Linked DNA regions of Homo sapiens: region 2 is linked to region 1. The links are chromatin loops, found by intact Hi-C in ENCODE. Cell type or tissue: chondrocyte. All regions are shown on one strand. Links, peaks and the distances in the headings refer to the core of each region. The heading gives the core; the rest is flanking DNA. Region 1 holds the start of NUMA1-AS1 (NUMA1 antisense RNA 1). Region 2 overlaps XNDC1N-ZNF705EP-ALG1L9P (XNDC1N-ZNF705EP-ALG1L9P readthrough).

Evidence for each region. Peaks named below come from ENCODE experiments on the same cell type or tissue, not always from the same donor. Only the 100,000 strongest peaks of a DNase experiment are listed, where the experiment ranks them.
Region 2: a loop joins it to region 1, with 9 times the contacts of the local background. A loop is called at or near these places in 2 of 110 quality-filtered maps.

What each region holds. Positions count from the first base shown.
Region 1 is chr11:72,009,821-72,021,134 of GRCh38, forward strand. It overlaps NUMA1 (nuclear mitotic apparatus protein 1), which reads right to left. Exons shown (of 27, transcript NM_006185.4): 9 at 9,674-9,797; 10 at 9,003-9,160; 11 at 8,576-8,693; 12 at 8,363-8,480; 13 at 7,867-8,007; 14 at 6,588-6,710; 15 at 3,075-6,440; 16 at 2,581-2,622; 17 at 966-1,034. It overlaps NUMA1-AS1 (NUMA1 antisense RNA 1), which reads left to right and starts at 4,471. Exons shown (of 4, transcript NR_104178.2): 1 at 4,471-7,067; 2 at 7,539-8,474; 3 at 9,075-9,189; 4 at 10,506-11,099. RefSeq lists enhancers at 5,125-5,872, 8,029-9,228. In chondrocyte, for the core only: CTCF peaks have their summits at 6,020 (motif pointing left) and 6,219; no DNase peak of the experiment used is centred there.
Region 2 is chr11:71,858,395-71,869,708 of GRCh38, forward strand. All of the region lies in intron 6 of XNDC1N-ZNF705EP-ALG1L9P (XNDC1N-ZNF705EP-ALG1L9P readthrough), which reads right to left. It also overlaps the pseudogene DEFB130C and a transcript of XNDC1N not described here. Among named protein-coding and RNA genes, the nearest start is that of DEFB131B, 14 kb to the right of the region's middle. RefSeq lists a silencer at 3,256-3,456. In chondrocyte, for the core only: CTCF peaks have their summits at 5,785 and 5,996; no DNase peak of the experiment used is centred there.

The sequences.
Region 1 (11,314 bases), core at 2,298-10,297:
TCAGAGGAGGAAACTGAGTTCAGAGATTTAAGCAAATTGACCAGAGTAACAGTGACTAAATGGCAGAGTAAGATTTGGTCCACCTAACTCCAAAAGCCCATGGGGGCTTATTTATGATGCCCACACTGCCTCCTGTCCAGACCATAACTCCTTAAGAGCAGGGCCTGATTCTCTGTCCATCTGCAAGGCCAACAAGTGCTTTGCTGTAGATAGAAGCATCCCCCCTTTGCCTCTCCTAACATAGGACAGGCCCCACAAGGAGTAGAATAAACATTTGTTTATTGCAATCAAGACATGCTGTGGCACCATGGTATGAAGGTGAGCAGGAGAAATGAAGCTCTGAGCTCCCAACAACTCCTAGGAGCCACCAGGGCTTTAGTGAGTCCCAATGCCACTGGTGCCCAATTCCTTTGCCCCTGACTGAAGGCTGTGAAGCCTAGAACTGCAAAAAGCAAGTATTAAACCAAAGAAGGTGACACAGTTGAAAGCATTAAGAATGTTATTAAACTGCACTGTAATATTCAACACTGGTGACACTCTCGTTCTTTCCCTGCCCAGACTATCTAGACTTACATTGTCCAAAAGAACTTTATGCAATGGTGGAATGTTCTGTATCTGCGCTGTCCAATACAGCAGCCACTAACCACATGTAGCTACTGAACAGGGGCACAGTGTAGCTAGTGTGATTGAAGAACTGGATTTACTTTAATAAATTTCAATAACCACACGTGACTAGTAGCTGCTGAAGTGGACAGTGACAGTTGAGAGATGGGAACCACCCTGGTTGTCTCTCGAGAGCTCCCAGAAGACACATGCAGGGGCTTCTAAGCCACAGGCTTCCTAGGAGGGCTACCTGGAATGCAGGGTGCCCCTCTTCTGCCCCGACACCCCCCACGGCCCCAGAGCTTAGAGAATAGCTTCCCTCCCTTGTCCAGAGGCCAGACCCATTCCCCCAGCTGCCCCACCTTCAGCTTCTGCTGCTGCACCTTGCTGGCTTGGTCAGAGTCAGCCAGTTTCTTACTCAGTTCTTCCACCTGGGGAGGGAAGAGGAGGACAGAAGACTCAGGAGGACTTCCCCTGGATGTTCATCCTGGATGTCCACCCATCATGGGGTTTCCCAGACCAGGATCCCCAGTGTTCCTAGAATAAACTCAGGCCCTTTCTCTGGCCTCCAATTACGGAACAGCCTGCTGCCCAGGCTGCTTGGCAGGGCCTGAATGAGGCAACCTAACACATAGATGTTGCCAGGGCCAACTGTTCTTGCGTCTACCCTGAGCCTGCAGAGACAGAGGCCTGCCCAACCCCCGTCACCTCCAAAATCAGGAGAATTGACTCTGGGGAGCCGACACCTCACCACCACCTTGCTGCCGCCACACTCTGCAGCCGCAACCTTCCCAGGACCTAGTCTGTAATTCTAGTAGACATACTCAATGAATTCCCATGCCTCCCTCCCAGAAACTGCCAAAGCCCAAGCCCACAGATGCTCAGACCTCTTCCCAACATCCACAGGCCGTTAGGGCTGGTGCTAGCAGCATGGCTGCTGTGGTTAGCATTGGGGAACAGATTGCTGGAAGACAAGAGCAGGGGCAGCACATGTACTCCAAAGCCCACCCCACTCCTACAAAGAGGAAGAGCACAGGGAGTAGGGGAAAAGAGAGAACATAACAGCCCCATGCACCCTTGGCTGCTCCAAGCATTCTGGGAGTTCAAGCATGACCAGGCAGCACAGGGGAGAGGCAAGGGCTCCATTGCTAACTGTTTGCTATTCACTTTGATTGTCCCCCACTATCACAGGCTCCTTAGAGGAGGGCCCAATTTTTCAGCAGCCCTGGGGTGGCTGGGTAGGAGAGTGATGGAGAAAGGGTGCTCTATAGCCTCGATGTCTCAGAAACACCAGCTCTATAGCCTCGATGTCTCAGGCAACACAGAGATGATTCCCATGAGAAAGAGGCAGCCAGACCATGTGACCCCCACTCCCCCGCCCCCATCTGGTATAGACCCCTCCTGCTCCTTCACCCTCGGTCTTCCTGCTACAGACATCTCTATGCTGTGCTCGGGGTTAGAGCCCCAGAAAGTGATGGGCAAGTGTCCTAAGCCCACAATCCTCCCTAACCTGTGGGGGCTGCCTCGCATATCACCTTCAAGGCTTCCATAAAGCTGTACTCTGGGAAAAAGGGACACCATGTTAAACAAGGCCGACACGGTAATTCTGCTGTTCCTCTTAGTCGGGTATCCTTAACTAGACACAGTACTTGGGAAGTTCTCGAATCCCAAGGATTGTGTCTGTCATTGGTTCAGGGTGGGAAAGATGAAGCCAGTGCTACCCCTTGTCCCTGATAGGCAAATGAGAGAAGGTGCAGAAGGGTGGAGAGGCCGACCTGGGATGGGTGGGATGAGGCCTGAGAGAGCCCAGCACACCACACTCCTGGGCAGCCTGGGCCTGGATTCCATGGCTTGACCCTGCCCCCTTCACAAACAGTTCACAACAGGAGCTGGCGGAGGCAAGCTGCAGCCGGGCTCATGCACCAAGACTGGTCACCGTTTAAGCAGCCAGCATTTAGCGAGGACCTCAGGCATTACCTGCTTAGTTTGCTCTCTCTGAAATACCTCTAGCTGCTCCACCTGTACATGGGGGAGGAGCAACAGAGACAGAGTGAGATGAGGCCAAAGAAGCACCAGCCCTGCTGCCAGGCTGACCTCACTGAGGCTCTGATACTTTCCCCTAAGGAGCTAGATTGACAGTAAGTTTAAAAATGCCAGTTAGGCTGATTCTAATCCCCAGTGGCTCCTGAGGCATCCAGTGCAGGTGTGCCTCTGAACAGGCTGGTGGTCATCACAACTTGACTCTCTAGTGACAGAGCCTTCAGGGGAGGGGAGGCCACTGACATTTTCTTTAGGATGACAGGGGCAACAGACTTGAACTCCACCAGCCACCTCTCCTTTTCTGCCACCCAGTGAATGAGGAAAGGCAAGACACTCCAGTGTAGGAGCTAGAGGCCCTGGACACAGAGGATCGATGTCCCCGCGCTCTCAGCTCCTGATCTTTGGGAGGGTGGTTGGGCTGAGTACCTTACCTGGGCAGTGAGTTTCTGCCTCTCTTCCTGGAACCGCTGCCTCTCCTCCAGGACCTTGACCTTGGCACCCTCATACTTGGCAGTCATCACCTCCAGCTCCCGGGCAGTGCTCTGTGCTTCTCGCTGCACCTCAGCCAGACGGGTCTCAGCATCAGCACGTACGGCTGCCAACTCTTGGACATACTTCTCCCGGGCCTGGTCCAACTCCACTTCCAGAAACTGCCGGCCAAGGTTGGCCCGCTCACCCAGCCCCCGGTTCTCCTCTGCCAGCAGGCCATGCGCCTTCTTCAGCATGCTCAGCTGCTCTGCATAGCTGGCCTTCTCTGCCCGCAGCTGCTGAGCTGTTCGCTCCTGCTCTGCCACCTTCTGCCGCAGAGGAATCAGCTCCCCAAGCTCCCGCTGGGCCCGCAGCAGCTCTGCCCGCAGTCCCCCAGCGGCCTGCTTGCTCTGCTCCAGCTCCTCACGGTGGCGTTTCTCGGCAGCGGCCTGCTCGGCCTGCAGCTGCTGGCAGAGGTGCTTAGCTGGCAGCAGCTCACTCACCAGGGCCTGTGTGCTGGTGTGCTCGAGCTGCAGGGTGGAGAGGGCCTGCTCTTTCTGGAAGAACTTCTCCTGCCACGCCTTCAATTCTTGGCCCAGCTCCTCCGCACGCTCAGCCTGTGAGGTCAGCTCCTGCCGCAGGTTCTCTGAAGCCACCCGCTGTTTCTCAGCCTCCTCCCGGAGGCTCTGCACCTCCTCCCGCAGAGCAGAGCTGCGTTCTGCAGCTCTGGCACTGTTGCTGGCTGTCTCTGCCTGCAGCAGGCGCAGCCTCTCCTCCAGCTTCTGGCTCTTCTCTGACTCGGCCATCACCAGCCGCTTCAACTCCTTGCTCTCCCCCTCCTTCTCCAGGACCTGGCGATTCAGGATGGACACCTCCTCCTCCAAGCTGCTGATGAGGCTATTTTTCCTCTCAGCCTCTTGCCGGCCCCGGGCCACCTGGGCCTTCCACTCATCTTCAGCCTTGCTGTGGTCTTGTACCTTGGTGCGGAAGGCAGCCAACTCCCGTTGGGCCGAGGCTAAGGCACTCTGACTGTGCCCTAGCTCCTGGGCCTTCTCCTCTAACTGGCCCTGCAGAGTCTCCAGAGCACTGTCCCGCTCAGCCCGGGAGGCCCGCTCAGCCTCGAGGCTGCGTTCCAGGCTGTCAGCCTGCTCCTGCTGCTTCTGGCATTGCTGTTCCAGCTTGCTCACCTCTGCCCGCAGTGCCTCCAGCTTGGGGCCTGTTGGCTCTGTCCTGCCAGCAGCCTCAGATTGGGCTCCTGAGCCAGATGCGTGCTCCTTTTCTTTCTTAGCCAGCTGTTCCTTCAGTTGCTTCACGGTTTGCCGAAGTTCCTCCAGCTCTTTTATCTGGGCTGCCTCCAGACCACGAAGCTTGGCCAACTCCTGGTCCTTGCCTTCCTTTTCCGTCAGGGCATGAGCCAGTGCCTCTTGCAGGGTAGCGAACTCCACACGCTGCTCGTTGAGGGCGTTCTGCAGCCGCATCTCAAGCTCTGCTCTGGCCGCCTTCTCCAGGGCAAGGTCAGCCTGGGCACGGCCCCGCTCCTGGGTCAGCCGCGCCACCTCCCTTTCCTGCTGCCCACGCTCCTCCTGCTGCTGCCCCTGGCTCTCCATCAGCGCGGCCCGCAGCCGTTCCAGCTCATTGCCCATCTGCTCTGCCTCCCGCTCCATAGCCTGCAGCGCTGCCTGTGTGCTGCAGAACTGGCGTCCCTGTTGCTCTTCCAGCCACTCGGGCTGTCTGTCTCCTGCCCTCGCAGGCTCCTTGACTAACTCCCGGGAGGCTGTTTCCTGCTGCTCACCTGCCTTGCGCACCAAGGTCTCCAAGCGGGCCACCTCTTTGCTGGTGGCAGCCATCTTTTCCTGCAGAGTGGAGAGGTCATCTGCAAGCTTCTGGGCCCTGACTTCCTTCTCTTGGACCTGCTGGAGTGCTCTGGCCAGGTTGGCATGGAGCTCAGCTAGTTCGTTCTGCTGCCGGCTTATCTGGAGCTCGCTGTGGGATTCTATGCCTGCCACCTTCTCCTTTGCCTCCTGCAGCTCCTGGCGGGCCTTCTCACATTCCTCCTTCAAAGTCATCAGCTGTTCCTGGAACATGGCGCCATACTGTGCCTCCTCTTGCTGGCTATCCTCATACCGCTCACGCCAGGCAGCTACTTCTTTGACGAGCTGCTCACACTCACTCTCAGCTGTGTGCTGGGCAGCCATGGCCTCTGCCAGCTCCCGCCGCAGGACTTCAGTCTCAGCCTGATGGGCCTCCCCAAGCTGCTGTAATCGAGCCTCCAGCCCCTTGCGCCCAGCCCTCTCTTCTTCCAGCTCCTTTCGTTCCCGCTTATGCTGCTCCACCAGGCTTCGGGTCTCTGCCTTCAGCTCAGAGATACAACGCTGCTGCTCTTCCAGGGCATCTGCAGCCCTGCGCTTCTCCTCTTCAAGGCTGCCCTTGGTGACCTTCAAGGACTCTTTGAGGGCCTGGAGCTGCTCCTGGAGCTGGTCCTTCTCCTGGGCCACCCTTTCTTTCTCAGTTGCTTTTTGCTGCTCAGACCGCAGCTGCAACTCTAGCTCTGCAACCTGGGCCTGGGCCTCATGCTGTTCCTGGCGGGCTGTCTCAACACAGGCCTGGAGTTCCTCCACCTTCCGGCTCAGCTCTGCCTTCTCCCGCTGGGCCTGTGTCACTGAGGTCTGGGCACTGTCCCGGGCTTCATTAGCCACCTGAAGTTGCTGCTGCAGAATCTCCAGCTTGGCAGCCTTCTCCTTCTCCAGTGCCTCCAGCTGCTTGAGAGCCGCATCCCGCTCCCTTAAGGAGGCCTCTCGCTCCTCTGCAGCAGTGGCCAGTTGCTGGGCATGGTCCTGCCTAGTTGCCTCCTGCTTCTCCGCTACCTCCTTCAACTGCTGCTCCTTCTGCTTCAGGCTACTGCTTAGCTGCTCCACCTGGTGGCGGAGGCCCTGGGAGGCCTGTTCTTGCTGTTGGAGGGTCTGTGCTAGCTGGGCCTGCTTCTCTTTGGCCTGCTGCTTCAGGCCAGCCAGTTCTTGATCCTGTTGCTGGATGGTGGCATTGAGTGTGGTGAGCTCAGAGGTCAGAGAGGCCACCTGGGCAGTCAACCGGGCCCCATGAGCCTGGGAGGCCTGCTCCAGCTCTTCCTTGGCCTGGCTGAGGTTGGAGATGGAGCTCTGCAGGTCAGTGATCAGGCTAGACAGCTGCTGCTTTTCTTCTTCGAAGTGGCCCCGCTCAGCAAGCAGCTTGGCTTCCTGCTGGCCTCGCTCAGTCTCCAGCATCTCTACCCTGGCTTGGAGCTGTGTGTTGTTTGCAGCAAGAGTGGCTGCCTCTTGCTTCAAGGTTTCCAGCTGGTGGTATAAAGAGACAAACTGGGATCAGCATGACTCCTCAGTCATCAAGACTCCTCTGGAAATGGAGGAACACCAGGAACCCAAATGTACTGAATGTGAGTCCACACCAACCAGCAGCACACAGGTCTTTCTGTGCATTCCTACCTGCAAGACATCACCCAGCACCTCGCCCTTCTCCTGGGGTGGGTTATCCTGCAGCTGGGACAAGTGTTCTTCCAGCTGTGAAAGTTTTCCCTGAAGGATTTCGTTCTTCTCTTCAAGGCATTTCTGGGAGTAAATGAGACCCATGTGAACAGAGAGGGGGAACAGGCACCAGATTACCACACAAGCCCTCATAAACATCAGCAAACATGGGGCCCATCATCTTGTTACCAAGATCTCCTTTTGCCCTGGCCTAGAAAAAAGCAGAAACCATGGAACTGGGAGCATGAGGGACCTGATTCTCTAGACCTAGTTCTAAGGCACAATAAAGTCATAATGTAACCTGCTTACTACTTCCCCAAGGCTGCTGAGTTTACTTCAAATTTCCTTACCGTATACCCTTCCTCAGATAAGTCTTGAGTCCTAGATTATCCAAATCACCACCAGCTGCCCACCATCCTCTGGGCAGCAATACCACTGGCAGCAGCTGCAGCAACCCCCAGTCCCAAACCCACTTCTTCACCACTGTTCACTAAGCACCTACAATAGGCTATGCTGGGTTCATCCCTAATTTTTTTTTTTTTTTTTTTTTTTTTGAGACAGAGTCTCGCTCTATCGCCTAGGCTGGAGTGCAGTGGCGAGATCTTGGCTTACTGCAACCTCCACCTCCCAGATTCGAGAGCTTCTTCTGTCTCAGCCTCCCGAGTAGCTGGGACTACAGGCATGCATCACCACACCCAGCTTATGTGGGAGGCAGCTACTACCATTCCTCTTACAGAGCAAGAACCTGAAGCAGATGCTAAGTGCCTTGATCAAGGGCTACATGGTTATTAGTAAGTGGCCAAATTGGGTTCTTACCAATAGTAACAATCACAACTGGTTCACTGAGAGCTTACTTTACACTACACGATGTGTGAAGTGCTTTACATACGTTTTCTCATAATAGGTGATGAGGCAGCTACTCGTTACTACTCCCATTTTAGGGAAAGGATGCTTAGAAAAACAGACTGATTAACTTGTCCAAGATCCACATCTTGTGAACAGCAGAGATAGGATTGAAAGGTGTACTATAAAGTGAGGGCATTGACTGGGGAAAAAAAAAATAAGTTAAAAAAAAAAGGTGTACTAGACTGAAGCCCACAATCTTTCAATTACAGCACACTATTGAACCTTGAAGAGAAAGCAACTTAATACCCAAAGGCCCAGAAGAGCACAGTGGTAAACTGGACTCAGCTTTGCACATGTGGTCAAGACTGTGGCTGTGACCCCAGCAGAGGGTTACCTTGTCCTGCAGGGCTGCGCTGAGCTCCTTCTCCAGCTGGGCCTGCTTCTCTAGCCACTCCTGAGTGGCCTTGCTGTGCTCCTCCGTCAGCTCATTGAGGGCATCCTGTAGCTGCTGCAGATGACTGGCAAACTCCCGCAGCTGAGACGGGCAAGTGAGAATCCCCATCACCCAGAGTCAACGCTGACCCCACCACTGCTGTCTGCTCCCAGAACCCCAGGGGCTGGATGCCTCCAATTATCCTGCCAACCCTCTACAAACCAATCACAGCCATCACACCTCTAATTCAGAACTACAAATCAACATTTAGGGTCACAGCCCAGTACCCGGGAAGCCGCCAATTATGGGATAAGGAAAGGGGCAAAATATGCAGGTCTCTGGAGAGACTGAAGCATAAGACAGGTGCTGGGACATTCTTCTCAACCCTCTCTTGGGGAGCCTTCCAGACCACCTCAGCCCTGAGGGGCCTCCATGCACACACCACCTTAACACCCACCTTAAAGGAAAGGTCTCCATTCTCCTCCGAAAGCTGGTTGATTTTGCGATCCATCTGGCTCTTCTCTGTCTTCAGGTCCTGGCACTGCTTCAGGGTTTCATGCAGCCGCATGGTAAGGCTGCGAGGGAGGGAAGCAGTGAGAAGAGAGTATGGGTTCCTGGCTGGGTGAGGGGAGGGGCTGGGGCCTGGGAAGGAATGCAGGGAGAGCTGTACCTCTCATTCTTGTCACGCAGCTCCTCAAGCTCCTTGGGCTCCAGTGGGCTGGCCGCCTGCTTCTCATTCAGCAGGGCTAGGCGGTCAATGCGCTGCTGCATCATGGCTATCTGTGCATCTGCCCAGAGTGGAGGGAGGAGGAGAGGAGAATCAGAACTATGTGCATGAGCGGAACTATGTGCACAGAACTATGTGCACAAGGGGAAGGGAGGAGACGGCATAGGGAAGAGGAGGAATATGGTATCCAATCTAAGGGAAAGAGAAGATGGGGACAAAGACAGAACCTAGCTTCCAGGAGGTCAGCCTGACCACAGGCCCAGGGCTGAGCTCTCAGCTCCAGGGGCCAGCAGAGGGGACAACATGGGAGGCCAGGGGACATCCTTCCGGCAAGTCTATTCACACATCTGCCAGTGTGCCAGCCACCTACCCTTCTCGGTGAGGAGCTTGCGGTTCTCAGCTAGCTCCAGCTCCAGCTCATCCCTATTACTTCTCTCATCAGCAAGCTGCTTCTTCAGCCGTCTCATCTGGAACTGTGGGGTCTGCAGGATATCACCCATGGGAGAAGCTGGAGAACCTGAGAGAAAGCTGAGGAGGGAGAAGGCCCATATGCATTGGTAAGCGCCTAAGATCTGAAGCAATCAGCAACAGGCAGCAGTAAGGGAGCGGGGTCTATGGAAGTGCGCACTAGCAGCTGGGAGGCCTGTGCACCTGGGTTGTTTGCAGTGCTACCTCAAGCCTCATGACATGATCTTGGGAAAACTTTTCTTCTCACTGCCTTAATTTCTTTGTCAGAAAAAAAAAAAGTGATATATTCTCCTTGGCTCTGCAGAGATGTGCTAAGAGAAGAGACTTCATTGTAGTCTCCGAGGAAGAAGGGTATTCCATAAACAGGGAACAGCTTTTGAGGGAGGCCTTCTGCACATGACAAATCCCAACCACTTCCCCCAGTTAATACTGGGTGAGGTGAGGAGATCCCAGATCTACCGGATACTCTAAGCACTCCCAGAGGCTGGTTAACATCTTAACTCTAGAAGTTAGGAATGTGAGGAATGGATGGATGCTGAGGCCCTATCCCAGGAGGAGAGGCCCAGAACATACTTGTTCCCACTGGAAGAGGAGGCAACCTTCTGTAGCTCTAGGAAGCGAATCTCCCTCTTGGCCTGGTGGCTAGGTGGGGAGAGCTCTTCAGGGAATGTGCTAGAACAGGTAGAAGGCACAGGAGCTGGGGGTAAGAAATAGACAAAATAAATCAACAAAGGTTAGTAAGAAGGTGTAAAGATTTGCACCTTTATGCAATTTGAGAACTCGCCTTAGTGGGAGTATATCCATGGATACTTATATGTAAACTACCAAGGAAGGCACTGGGCAGAACCTGAAACCTGGTGCCTGGGTTATCCAGAGTTCCGTGTCTCTAACCAAAATGAAGTGCAGGGCTTCCATTTCTACAGAGCATCATTACTCAGAGCACAGTGGAGTGACGGTGTCCTCTGGCTCAGAAACTGCACCAAGTGCTCAAGCTTTTTCCTCGAGTCCACACTGCAGAGACGGCTTGGGGAGCCCTGAGCAGGATCTCCTTGCAGCCCCCAACAACCTTTCCTATCAGAGCCATTGGCCACCATTTGGAATTCATCCCCCCTGAAGCCTTGCACCTCCAAAATGCCCTCCTCCTCAAAACCCTTCTCTTTCCGTGGTTTCCGTGACCCCTTTTGTAGGACTCTCCTACCTCTAATCACCCATTCTTAAGTCTCCTCATCTGCTCCTCCCTCCTCTACCCACCCTCTAAGCTCCCAGAGATCTGATGGGGCCTCTTGGCTCTGCCCATAGTGCCCACGGCTTCAGTGGCCATCCAATGCTGACTTGCAAACCTATCTTCTGGTCCAGAGCCTGCTCCTGAATTCTGGACTCACATTTCTAACATCTCCACCTGAAGGTCTCATGAGGAACCTGAATACAAGGAACATCAAACTCAACGGCTAGAACTCGCCTAGACCTCCTTCTTACATTCCTATCATCCACCAGCTGACCTCTTCATCAGAAGACCAGCAGAACGATCACTCTTTCTACTGTAGTACCAGCCGAGGCCATTGATATATTCCGTACTTAGATTCCTTATCATTATTTCCTGGTTTATGTATCTGCCTTTCCACCTAGAACATGCACTACATGACGGGAAAAACATTTTTTAAAAGACTGTGGGCCGGGCGCAGTGGCTCATGCCTGTATTCCTAACACTTTGGGAGGCCGAGGCAGGTGGATCACCTGATGTCAGGAGTTCGAGACCAGCCTAATCAACATGGTGAAACCCCGTCTCTACAAAAAATACAAAAATTAGCCAGGTGTGGTGGCATGCGCCTGTAATCCCAGCTACTCGGGAGGCTAAGCAGGAGAATTGCTTGAACACGGGAAGTGGAGATTGCAGTGAGCTGAGATCGCACCACTACACTCCAGCCTGGGCGACAGAGAGAGACTCTGTCTCAAAAAAAAATAAAAATAAAAATAAAAAGACTGTATTCTCAGCTTCTAAGCCTAGAGTAATGATTGTTTAAAAAATAAAAAACAAAAGTAGGTATGATCACTTGTAAATATCCTACATAACTGCTGCCAGGCAGCAAGGAGGAGCTCCATAGGAACTGAGATGATACAACATGGCCCAGAAATCGACCTACTCCATTACACACACTTTTCCTGAGCATCAACTCTGCCTTGTGTTGGGGACAGAAACAAACCCCCACCATACTT
Region 2 (11,314 bases), core at 1,826-9,825, 150 kb before region 1:
TTTTCTTGTTGCTTATTTTTGTCAACTGTGTCAAAGAGCAGATGGTTATAAATGTGCAGCTTTATTTCTGGGTTCTCTATTCTGTTCCAGTGGTTCATGTGTCTGCTTTTGTACCAGTCCCATGCCGCTTTAGTTACTGTAGCCTTATAGTATAATTTGAAGTCAAGTAGGATGATGCCTCCAGTGTTGTTCCTTTTGCTTAGGATTATTTTGGTTGTCTGAGTTCTTTTATGGTTTCGTATGAATTTTAGAATAGTTTTTTCTATTCTGTGAAAAATGTCATTGGTAGTTTTATAGGAATAGCACTGAATCTATAAATTGCTTTGTGCAGTATGGCCATTTTCACAATATTCATTCTTCCAATCCACAGCAGGGAATATTTTTCTATTTGTGCCATCTGTGATTTCTTTCAGTAGTGATTTGTAGTGTCATTTGTAGAGATCTTTCACCTCCTTGGTTAAATGTATTCATGGGTATTTAATTTTTTGTGTGGCTATTGTAAATGGGATTGCATTCTTGACTTGGCTCTCGGGTTGAATATTATTGGTATATAGAAAGGCTACTGATCTTGTACATTGATTTTGCATCCTGAATCTTTACTAAAGTTGTCTATCAGGTCCAGGAGGCTTTGAAAGAATCTTTAGGGTTTCTTAAGTGTAGAATAATATCATCTACAAAAAGAGGTAATTTGATTTCTTCTTTTCCTATTTGGATGCCTTTTACTTCAAAAGGCTGATTGCTCTGGCTCATATTTCCAGTACTATGTTGAGTAGGATGGTGAGAGAGGGCACTCTTGTTTTGTTCCAGTTCTGAGATTCTTTTAAGTGAAATCAAAGCTACTCAATTGTTTGATCTTTACCTAATCTGTGGACATGTTGAGATTCACCTCACATATGATTGTCTCCTTCTGAAGGAGCTTATGCAATTCTCATTTGGTTCTCAGCTTTAGTCAGAAGATACAATTAAGGTCAGATACACTTGTAGTGACATCTGATGTGAAATTATGTGATGGTAATAATTTCAAATTAAAATAAAATTTAGTGGCAGTTGTTTTTATTTTAGATAATAAAACCCATGTACAGATAAAGAATGTGATTTTACTCAGATCACATAGGTAGTAGCAACATTGCAGCTAAAAGCAAATCTCTTTAATCTGGGTCAATGTTGTTTTTAATCAATCCATAGGTGTAGATATGCATACAAAAATGATAACTCTGATTTCTGTCAGACTTTTTTCTCAAAATCTTCTAGTTATATATTGAGGAAACTAAGGAGGTTTTCTGCTATATGTGACAACTTGGATGAACCTGGAGGACATTATGCTAAATGACGTAAGCCAGTCACAGAAGACAAATACTGCATGATTGCACTTATATGAGGTACCTAAAATAGTCAAACTCATGGAAACAAGTAGCAGAATAGTGGTTTCCAGGGACTGGGGAGGGAGGAGGAAATAGGGAGTTGCTATTTAATGAGTAAAAGTTTTCAGTTTTATTAGATGAATAAGCTCTAAATATCAACTGTACAATACTATATCTATAACACTTAAAAAGTTCTTAAGAAGGTAGATCTCACTTTAAGTGTTATTACCACAATAAAATAAACGATGAAGAACAAGAGGTTATTTGAGGTTGAAAGCTGAGTTAATCTCCCCACAGATACGAGAAGAATCCTTCAGAGGCCTGCCTTTCAAGCCGTGACATCTTCCTGGAGGAATAGAAATATCAGCCCTTCTTTGTTCCTTCCAAATCAGTTATACCAGGAAGAAGCATTAAATGAAGGTCCTATAATTCTGCACAGGAGGGAATCACTTTTGAATAGCCAGGTTTCTTGTGATCAGAGGATATTAAAACCATACGTAAAGGTCAAAATGCCTTACTTGTGCATATTGAGATGTTCTTGGACACATTATGAAGTGGGACTCAGAACACTCAGGTCGAAAAATAGGATTTTCATTATCAGTTTTGTATGGTCTCTTAGTACTAAATAGTTAATTGCTGAGCTGTCTATACAATTTAATAATACTGCACTCCAAAAATTCTGATCTTAATCTCTGCTGTGACTGCCGGGCATGTAGAATTTATCAGGTGTCTAGAAGCATTCTGATAATCTTAGAAATTTTATAACTCCTATGTAACTTTTATCTCATAAAATTTCTTTTAAGAAAAATTGAGTGGCTAGATCATGAAGAGTTTTGTTAAAGACATTTTTACCCCCAAAAAATCCAATTAAGTAAAAAAAATTATTGTTTTCATGAAAAAATGTCTCCAAAGTAATTACGTAGTCTGAAATATTAGTTTATCAGCTTAATGTCTGATGAATATTTAGTTATAGTTACTTGAATATATTTTTTATATATCCTTATATTTATTCAAAAAAGAATCCATGGTATCCTATAAAAATTGGAATAGTTCATATAGATTTATATGTATACACAAACATACATATAAATGCTGCGAATATGAGTCTAAAGAGGTTAGAATGGCATAAATCTTGGATTGCTGCATTAGCTCTCTGAGAATTAAGAAAATTATAGCATTCTTCTTACACTGACTGTGAAGAATAACATAATATCTAAATACATGACATTGGACAGGAGCAGAAGACAGCTTGAACTCACATTATGTAGAGAAAAGGAAACTGCGCTTCTATTTTTTGACTGATAAAGTTCCAGGAAGAGCCTGTTCCATTTAAATCCTCTACATCACCCAAAAAAAAACTTTAAAGTTACTGACTCAATGAGTTCTAATGCTAAGAAAGTTATATCCTTTTAGAAAGTAGATGAATGCGCTATTAAGGGTCTTTTCCAGTGTGATTCTAAGTCCTTCTCACTGCATCCACGGAAATTAATGTTGTGATATAATATGAAGTGAACATCTAAATTGTTTCTTTTTCCAAAGGCACTTATTAAATATGCATCCTTTCCTCAACTGCCATGTGATATAACCATTATAACATATTAATGTCAAATAAACTCTAAAGTGTATTAGAGAGTGCCTCTCTTCTTTTGCTCTATATGTATATACTTCTGTCAATAAGTCTGAAAATAAATGTGAATATCTGGGAAGAAATTTTCTTCCTCATGAATGAGGAATATGAATCTGAATATGAATTAAGTAATTTAATCTTATCTTTTTGACTTAAACTAGTGCCCTTGGCATGATGATATGTCACAGTCATCGGTAAAAAGGGAGATTATAACTCTTTGGCTTCATGCTCAAAGCATACCTCTTTAAATTAAGCTTCCCATGTAGCAAGAAGCACATCACTGGTAGGATGAATTGTTCCACTCCTTTTGAGTGAAGCAAGGGACAGCTCCCAAATAGAGGAATTGGCACTATCTTAGGCTACATGCTGTGTCAGTAGGCTGAACTCTACAGTATAGTGGGTTACGCATCCTACTGAGAGGAAGTTCACTCTTTTGGCTTCAGCTGAAGATTCACATTCCACCTCATTTTGCATGGGATGCCTCTAAGTTCACATGCATAGGCCTCCTTGATGCCATACTCTGCCTCTTACTATATCTTTCCCAGTACTAATAACCCCCGATTTTAGCTTCATTTAAAAAGTCTGACAATGTTGCCAGATGTTAAATGTATGGATGAAGTTATCAGGGAAAAGACCAACAGCTAGCAACAGGTCTGCTATGCTTCTCAGCATGAAGCCTGTGTTCTGTGTAGACAATGCAGTTGAACCAGCGCCTTCCACAACTGGCTGGGGAGACTTCAGGTCTCTCTCTGAAAGGCAGCCACTTTCTCTTCCACAATAGTCTTGGAAAAAAGAGAGAATATTACAAGATATTACCCAACTCCCCCATCATGATATTCTCTTGGTGCACAGAAACCCTGAGTTTATAAACTGCTAGTCTGATAGTAGAGTATAATACCAGACTGCACTAGGTTGAAGCTTCTAACAAGAGTGGAAGACAATCTTGCATAGGTTATGAGCACTCAGTTCCAAAAGGCTGCATTGGTTTTTCTGGCTATGGATTTATTTCTACAGAATAGAGAAACAATAATGATAGCCTAGTTTAAATACAAAACAATAACAAAAAACAACAAAAAGATTGAGAGCTGAAAAGGCCACCAAACAGTTACTCATCTACAGAAGCAAAGAAGCCAGAGGTAGTATATTAGAGGACAGTAAAAACAAAATAAGATCCAGGTGTGTTAACAGGATGGTTCAGGAACTAATGTCTGTTAATGAACATCAGCAAAAGTGTTTTTCTTATGTAACATCTGCAGTGATATACAGTAGGAAAAATAAACTATGGTTGTGCTGAGAAGGCAAGAGAAAGGATAGTAAGCATAGAGAAAACTACTGAATTAGACCACACCCTTAGCCATATGCTTCTCAACAACCAGATGAATTAAGAGAACATGTGGATACACTTAAGGGAAAATACCTTTTAGCTCTGTGAGTAATTCTCTCCAGGTGTCTGTCTGTCTATCTATCTATCTATCTATCTATCTATCTATCTATCTATCCATTCCTCCATCTATCTATGAGGTATTGAGCAACATAGGAAAGGTATTTCTTGCATAGTCCTGAAATGAGGAAATTAGTTTAGATAAAATCTAAAGGATTGATAGGCTTTCTATGAAAGGAGATGAAGATATGAACATGAACCATTTGATAGGGATGATGTATGCACAGATGGGAATTTGGAGGGACACATACTTCCTTTGAAACTGTTTCTTAGTGGTGGCATTGTTGGTGTTTGGTGCAAGACAATTCCTTAGGTGAAAAATTTAGCAATGCTGTGCTATCTGCTAAATACCAAAGACACCTTCCCTAGGCATGGTGGCAAGAACAAATGGTCCCACACATTTCAAAATGTACTGCACTAGGGGAGGACAGTCCCTTTAAAGAATTTTAGAAATTGGCTTATTTCCTCCAGGGTGTATATAATCTACAATCTTAGCTCCCTTCCCATAAAAAGGCACTATTTCTGTCTACGAGTCTGATCCTTTCATATAGACAATGTTTTCTTTCCTCTCCCAAAGCCATTCTTCTGGGGGTTTATTGTTTTATGTATATTTTCAATAGTGAATTAATGATGTTCTTAAATCTCTTCCTGTGTAGGAAAGACTGGCGTTATTCCAGGACAAAAACAGTGTATTGCTTTGAAAGGGGTGTGCAGAGACAAACTATGCAGCACACTAGATGATACCATTGGTATATGTAATGAAGGAAAAAAATGTAGAAGGTGGTGGATACTTGAGCCCTATCCAACTCCGGTTCCCAAAGGAAAATCTCCTTAGGTGGGAGCAAACGTTAAGTCCTTTGAACTCCAGAATGGATGGATAAATTTTGCACTCCTGTTTAACCCAATTTCTTATTCTTCCTTGACTGGAAATAAATGTTGTCCTAATCCCACGTGTACTGACTGCCTCCTGGAGCATTTCTTCTTGATGCACATGCAAGCCTCTTAAGAACTATAAGAATAAAATAAATAACAGAAGAATCGCATACCCTATAGGTACTTATAAAAAATATGTTTCTAAGAAAAAAAGATAAAAATGTTAAATATGTAGAACAATAAGAATATGAAGTATCAGTAGGCAGTGTTTGATTATTTGAAGTGCAATGTCAGTCTGCTTCCTCATCCAGTTCTGAACAAATATCATTTTCATTACTAATAGAGACCTACTTAGATAATATGGGTTAAAGCCTGCTAATCATGTGACCTTGCTAACATTGCACCTGAGAATTAGGCGCATGACCATTCCAGTCATTCCAGCACTTGAAGCAGGTCTCCCCTCTACTGCCCCCTGCCCCTAGAGAAGTAGAAAAGAAGACCTGCTTTCTACAAGTAGGCTCACTAGGAGGAGCTGTAGAGCTGAAGACTTGCTAACTCAGCATGCCTGGTTAGTTCTTTCCAAACTCTCCATCAGATAACTCCATTTCCTGGGGCCAAGAAAATTAAAGGGCAGGGAGGATACCAGGAGTATGACATGGCATGAGTGTCACAAAGATGGAAAACATCTAGAATGAGGCCAAATTACCTCACAAACAAAATTCAAGAGTTTGTATTTTTTTAACCACAAAGCTTATGGTCAATGAATCAGGGGAGGATGGGTTATCTCCCTATGCAGAGATGTCAGGAGTCTATTAAAATAACGCTAATCTCATCTTCATGGATCTGTTTCTTCAATACTAGTCATTACTTTTTCTATATCTTCTCAGAATCCCTCATGAACGGCATATTACTCTGAGATCAGATTCTAAGCTAATCTCAGAATAATACACTAATACAATTTTTACCATATACATTTTACACATAGCTGAAAATTTACATCTTCTCTTCTTTGTCATCTTAAGTTATGTGCCACTACATTATCCAGTGTAGCACATTAGAGATTCTTTGATAATTAAATGACATTAAGAGACTTTAAAAGTCATAAATAACCTCCTATATTAAAATGCTAAAAAAGAAAAATTTCCCACATTTGAATATAAACAAGTGTTCTTATAAAATTTCTAGGCATAAATTGAAGTTCAAAGATTGAATCTCTTCAATCTCTATGTTAAAGCACAAAGACATTAGAATCCAAATGAATTACTGCCTGAAATGAAATTATCTTCCCCTTGTTAAGTACAAATTTTTCTATTAAATGTAAGCAAAAAAAAAAAAATCACTCATTCCTTATTATCCGTCTTAGTGAATTAGTGAAAGTTTCTTCAGAGACTTGACATTGAATTAATATAACATCTCAACTCACTGAAGCAAAAAGAACATTTTTTTTTTTTTTTCGAGATGGAGTCTCGCTCCGTCACCCAGGCTGGAGTGCAGTGGCGCGATCTCAGCTCACTGCAAGTTCCTCCTCCCGGGTTCCCGCCATTCTCCTGCCTCAGCCTCCTAAGTAGCTGGGACTACAAGCGCCCGCCACCACGCCTGGCTAATTTTTTGTATTTTTAGTAGAGACGGGGTTTCACCGTGTTAGCCAGGATTGTCTCGATCTCCTGACCTCGTGATCCGCCCACCTCGCCCTCCCAAAGTGCTGGGATTACAGGCGTGAGCCACCGCGCCTGGACATAACGTTTTTTATCTCTGAGCAAGAAGAAAAAACAGCTAAGGGAAATGAAAAAGATAAGGAACAAAAAGAATCAGTCCAGAAAATCTAATTTCTTTTTATTTTTAAGTGAGACAAAGTTTATTAAGAAAGCAAAGGAATAAAAGAATGGCTATTCCATAGGCAGAGGAGCCTCTAATTTCTAATTCTGATTGTTTTTCTTAATTTTCTTTCTGATGATACTCTCGATTTTACCATACAATATTGGCCATTTAATAAAGAAGTTCAGGGACAGACAATAAAATATAAAGTAGAGCAATGTGTCTGATCTCCAGCACTGTCAACATTTTGAGAAGAACAGTTTTTTTTTTTTGCTGTGGGGATGTTTCCTTTATATTGTAGGATGTTTAGCAGCCTCTCTTGCCTCTAAAACATTTCTCCCACCTGTGAGCAAAAAATAAGTAAATAAACAAACAAATAAAAATCTCTACACATTACTAAAAGTTCTCTGAGGGCAACATTGTCCCTAGTTGAAAACCACTATAGTAAAGAAATTATCAGTTAAAGTTGAAAGTAAATAGGAGTTAGAAAATTCACTCAAGTAGAGACTTTGCCTGTAAACTTTCAAAAAGAAAGACAGCTTCACGTATAAAATAATAGATCAGAAAAGTCTTCTGACAATCCAAAGATGAATTATGTCTCTTTATCTGAAAGATATAGATCTAGAGATAACCCCTTTTTTTTTTTTTTACTGCTGTGCTTGTTGTTATAAATACCTGACCATATCTTAACCATTGAGATTTTAGGGCAATGTTGCTCTGATATCTCATCCAGAGGTGCAGAAATCCACGTTTTAGGACATTTAAAAGATTTCTGGGGAAAGGCTGTCTGTGCCTTTTGATAATAAGACTGGGTGAATTACATGCAATCTGTTGGAGTACTTGACTATATCTTCTGGAGAAGGCCATGTTTACTGTATACAATGATATGATTCTGTGCATGGAACATATTATATTGATACTAATTTATGAAGGCATAGTTGATAAACCCCAAAGGAGTTAATTTTATTGTTATATAAAGGCAAAGGCAGGCTGGACACAGTGGCTCACACCTGTAATCCCAACACTTTGGGAGGCCGAGGTCAGGAGTTCAAGACCAGCCTGGCCAACATGGCAAAACCCCGTCTCTACTAAAAATACAAAAATTAGCCAGGCATGGTGGTGGGTGCCTGTAATCCCAGCTACTCAGGAAGCTGAGGCAGGAGAATCACTTAAACCCAGGAGGGAGAGGTTGCAGTGAGCCGAGATTGCGCCACTGTACTCGAGCCTGGGCGACAGAGCAAGACTCCATCTAAAAAAAAAAAAAGACAAAGGCAATACTATATAACATGAAAGCTTGAGATACTCTCAGACCTTTGCCAGTTGTACATTTAGAAGTTTGTTTTGTTCTTTCTATCTTTCTGGAAAATTTGATATGATCGAGACAATAGAGTTTCCAAATAAATGGCAAGTCACAAAAATACTTGAAAATAGTCCAAGTAAAATGGATTTTACTATCACTAGAAAAAGATTGCAATTTCCATATTCAAAATACAAAATAAAATATTTTTGCTGCTGTAAGAACCATAACTCATATAACCTTGAAAGGTTTTTATATTAGATGTAAAGTAGTATGACACCCAATGATAGACTGTGATGGGTTAAAGAGCAATACTATGAACACTAAAGCAACTGTTAAATAACACAACAGTTTAATAACAAAAAAAATTGAATAATCACAATGACCCAACTACTTGAAAAAAAGAAGAAAAAGAAATCAAAGAACAAATGAAACAGAACATCTGTAAGATGGCTAAGTAGAAGGTCCCCAGCCTTCATCCACCCACAGAACAGTGATTTGGCAACCATCCATGGATAAAATGTCTTTGTGGGAACATCAGGACCCAGTCAGGAGGTCATGACAACCCACTAGAGCCCAAGACCAAGGAAAACTGCTTTGAGAAGGCAGGCCCATGCCCCTGGGAGTAGGCTCACCAGTCATAGTCCTGGCCATGAACACAGAAACACCGCCATCTGCCTGTGGACCCTGCTGCAGCCCTGCTTACATGTGGTTCCAGATGCAGCCTCAAAAGTCATTCCCAAAAGTCATTCAGGAGCAGGTTGTTTAATTTCCATGTAATTGTATGGTTTTTAGTGATTTTCCTAATATTTATTTCTATTTTTATTGGGATGTGGTCAGAGAGTGTGGTTGGTATAATTTCAAGTTTTTTGAATTTGCTGAATATTGTTTTATGGCCAATCACATGGTTGATTTTAGAGTGTGTACCATGTGCAGATGAGAAGAATGTGTATTCTGTTGTTGGGTGGACTGTTCTGTAGATGTCTTTTAGGTCCATTTGGTCAAGTGTTGAGTTAGGGCCTAAATATCTTTGTTAGTTTTCTCTCTCAATGATCTGTCGAATGCTGTCAGTGAGGTGTTGAAGTCTCCCACTACTACTGTGTGGTTATCTAAGTCTTTTTGTAGGTCCCTAATAACCTGTTTTATGAATTTGCGCACACTTGTCTTGGGTTCATATATATTTAAGATAGCTAAGTCTTCTTGTTGAATTGAACCCTTTACCATTATGTAATGCCCTTCTTTGTCTATTTCTATCTTTGTTGGCTTAAAGTCTGTTTTGTCAGAAATTAGAATGGCAACCCCTGCTTTTTTGTTTCCCATTTGCTTGGCAGATCTTTCTTTGAGCCTTTACTTTGAGCCTATGAGTGATGGGCTTACATGCAATGACACTGAAGACAGCATACAGTTGGGGCTTGCTTCTTTATCCAACTTGCCACTTTGTGCCTTTTAAGTAGGGCATTTAGTCCATTTATGTTCAAGGTTAATATTGCTATGTGTGGAGTTGATCCTGTTATTGTGTTGTTAGCTGGTTATTATGCAGACTTCATTGTGTGTTGCTCTATAGTGTCAATATCTATGTAATTAATTGTGTTTTGTGGTGGCTGGTACTCTTTCTTTTCCATATTTAGCACTCCCTTAAGGACCTCTGCCCTTAAGGCATGTCTGATGGTAACAAATTTCCTTAGCATTTGCTTGTCTGAAAAGGATTTTATTTCTCCTTTGCTTATAAAGTTTAGTTTAGATGGATATAAAATTCTTGGTTGGGATTTCTTGTCTTTAAGAATGCTGAATGTAGGCCCACAATCTCCTCTGGCTTATAGAGTTGCAGCTTAACAGTCCACTGTTAGCCTAATGGGATTCCCTTTGTGGGTTACCTGCTCCTTTTCTCTAGCTGCCTTTAATACTTTTTCTTTCATGTCGACCTTGGAGAATCTGATGACATATGTCTAGGGGATGGTTGTCTTGTGTAGTATCTTGCAGGGGTTCTCTGCATTTCCTAAATTTGAATCAACCTCTCTAGTGAGGTTGGGGAAATTTTTATGGAAGATATCCTCAAATATGTTTCCCAAGTTGTTTGCTTTCTCTCCTGCTCTTTCAGGGATGCCAGTGAGTCATATATCTGGTCGCTTTACATAATTCCATATTTCTCAGAGGTTTGTTCATCTTTTTGAATTCTTTTTTCTTTATTTTTGTCTAACTGAACAAGTCTTCTATTTCTGAGATTCTTCCCTCAGCATGGTCTATTTTTTTATTATTATTATACTTTAAGTTCTAGGGTACATGTGCACAATGCGCAGGTTTGTTACATATGTATACATGTGCCATGCTGGTGTGCTGCACCCATTAACTCGTAATTTACACTAGGTATATCTCCTAATGCTATCCCTCCCCGCTCCCACTACCCCATGACAGGCATCAGTGTGTGATGTTCCCCTTCCTGTGTCCAAGTGATCTCATTGTTCAATTCCCACCTATGAGTGAGAACATGTGGTGTTTGGTTTTCTGTCCTCGGGATAGTTTGCTGAGAATGATGGTTTCCAGCTTCATCCATGTCCCTACAAAGGACATGGAATCATCCTTTTCTTATGGCTGCATAATATTCCATGGTGTATGTGTGCCACATTTTCTTAATCCAATCTATCACTGATGGGCATTTGGGTTGGTTCCAAGTCTTGCTATTGCGAATAGTGCTGCAATAAACATACGTCTGCATCAGCATGGCCTATTTTGCTGTTAATACCTGTGATTGTATGATTAAATTCTCATAGAGAGTTTTTCATATCTATCAGATCAGTTTTGTTCTTTCTTAAAAGGGCTATTTTGTCTTTCAACTCATATCATTTTATTAGATTCCTTAGATTCCTTGAATTTGGTTTCAACTGTCTCCTGAATCTCGATGA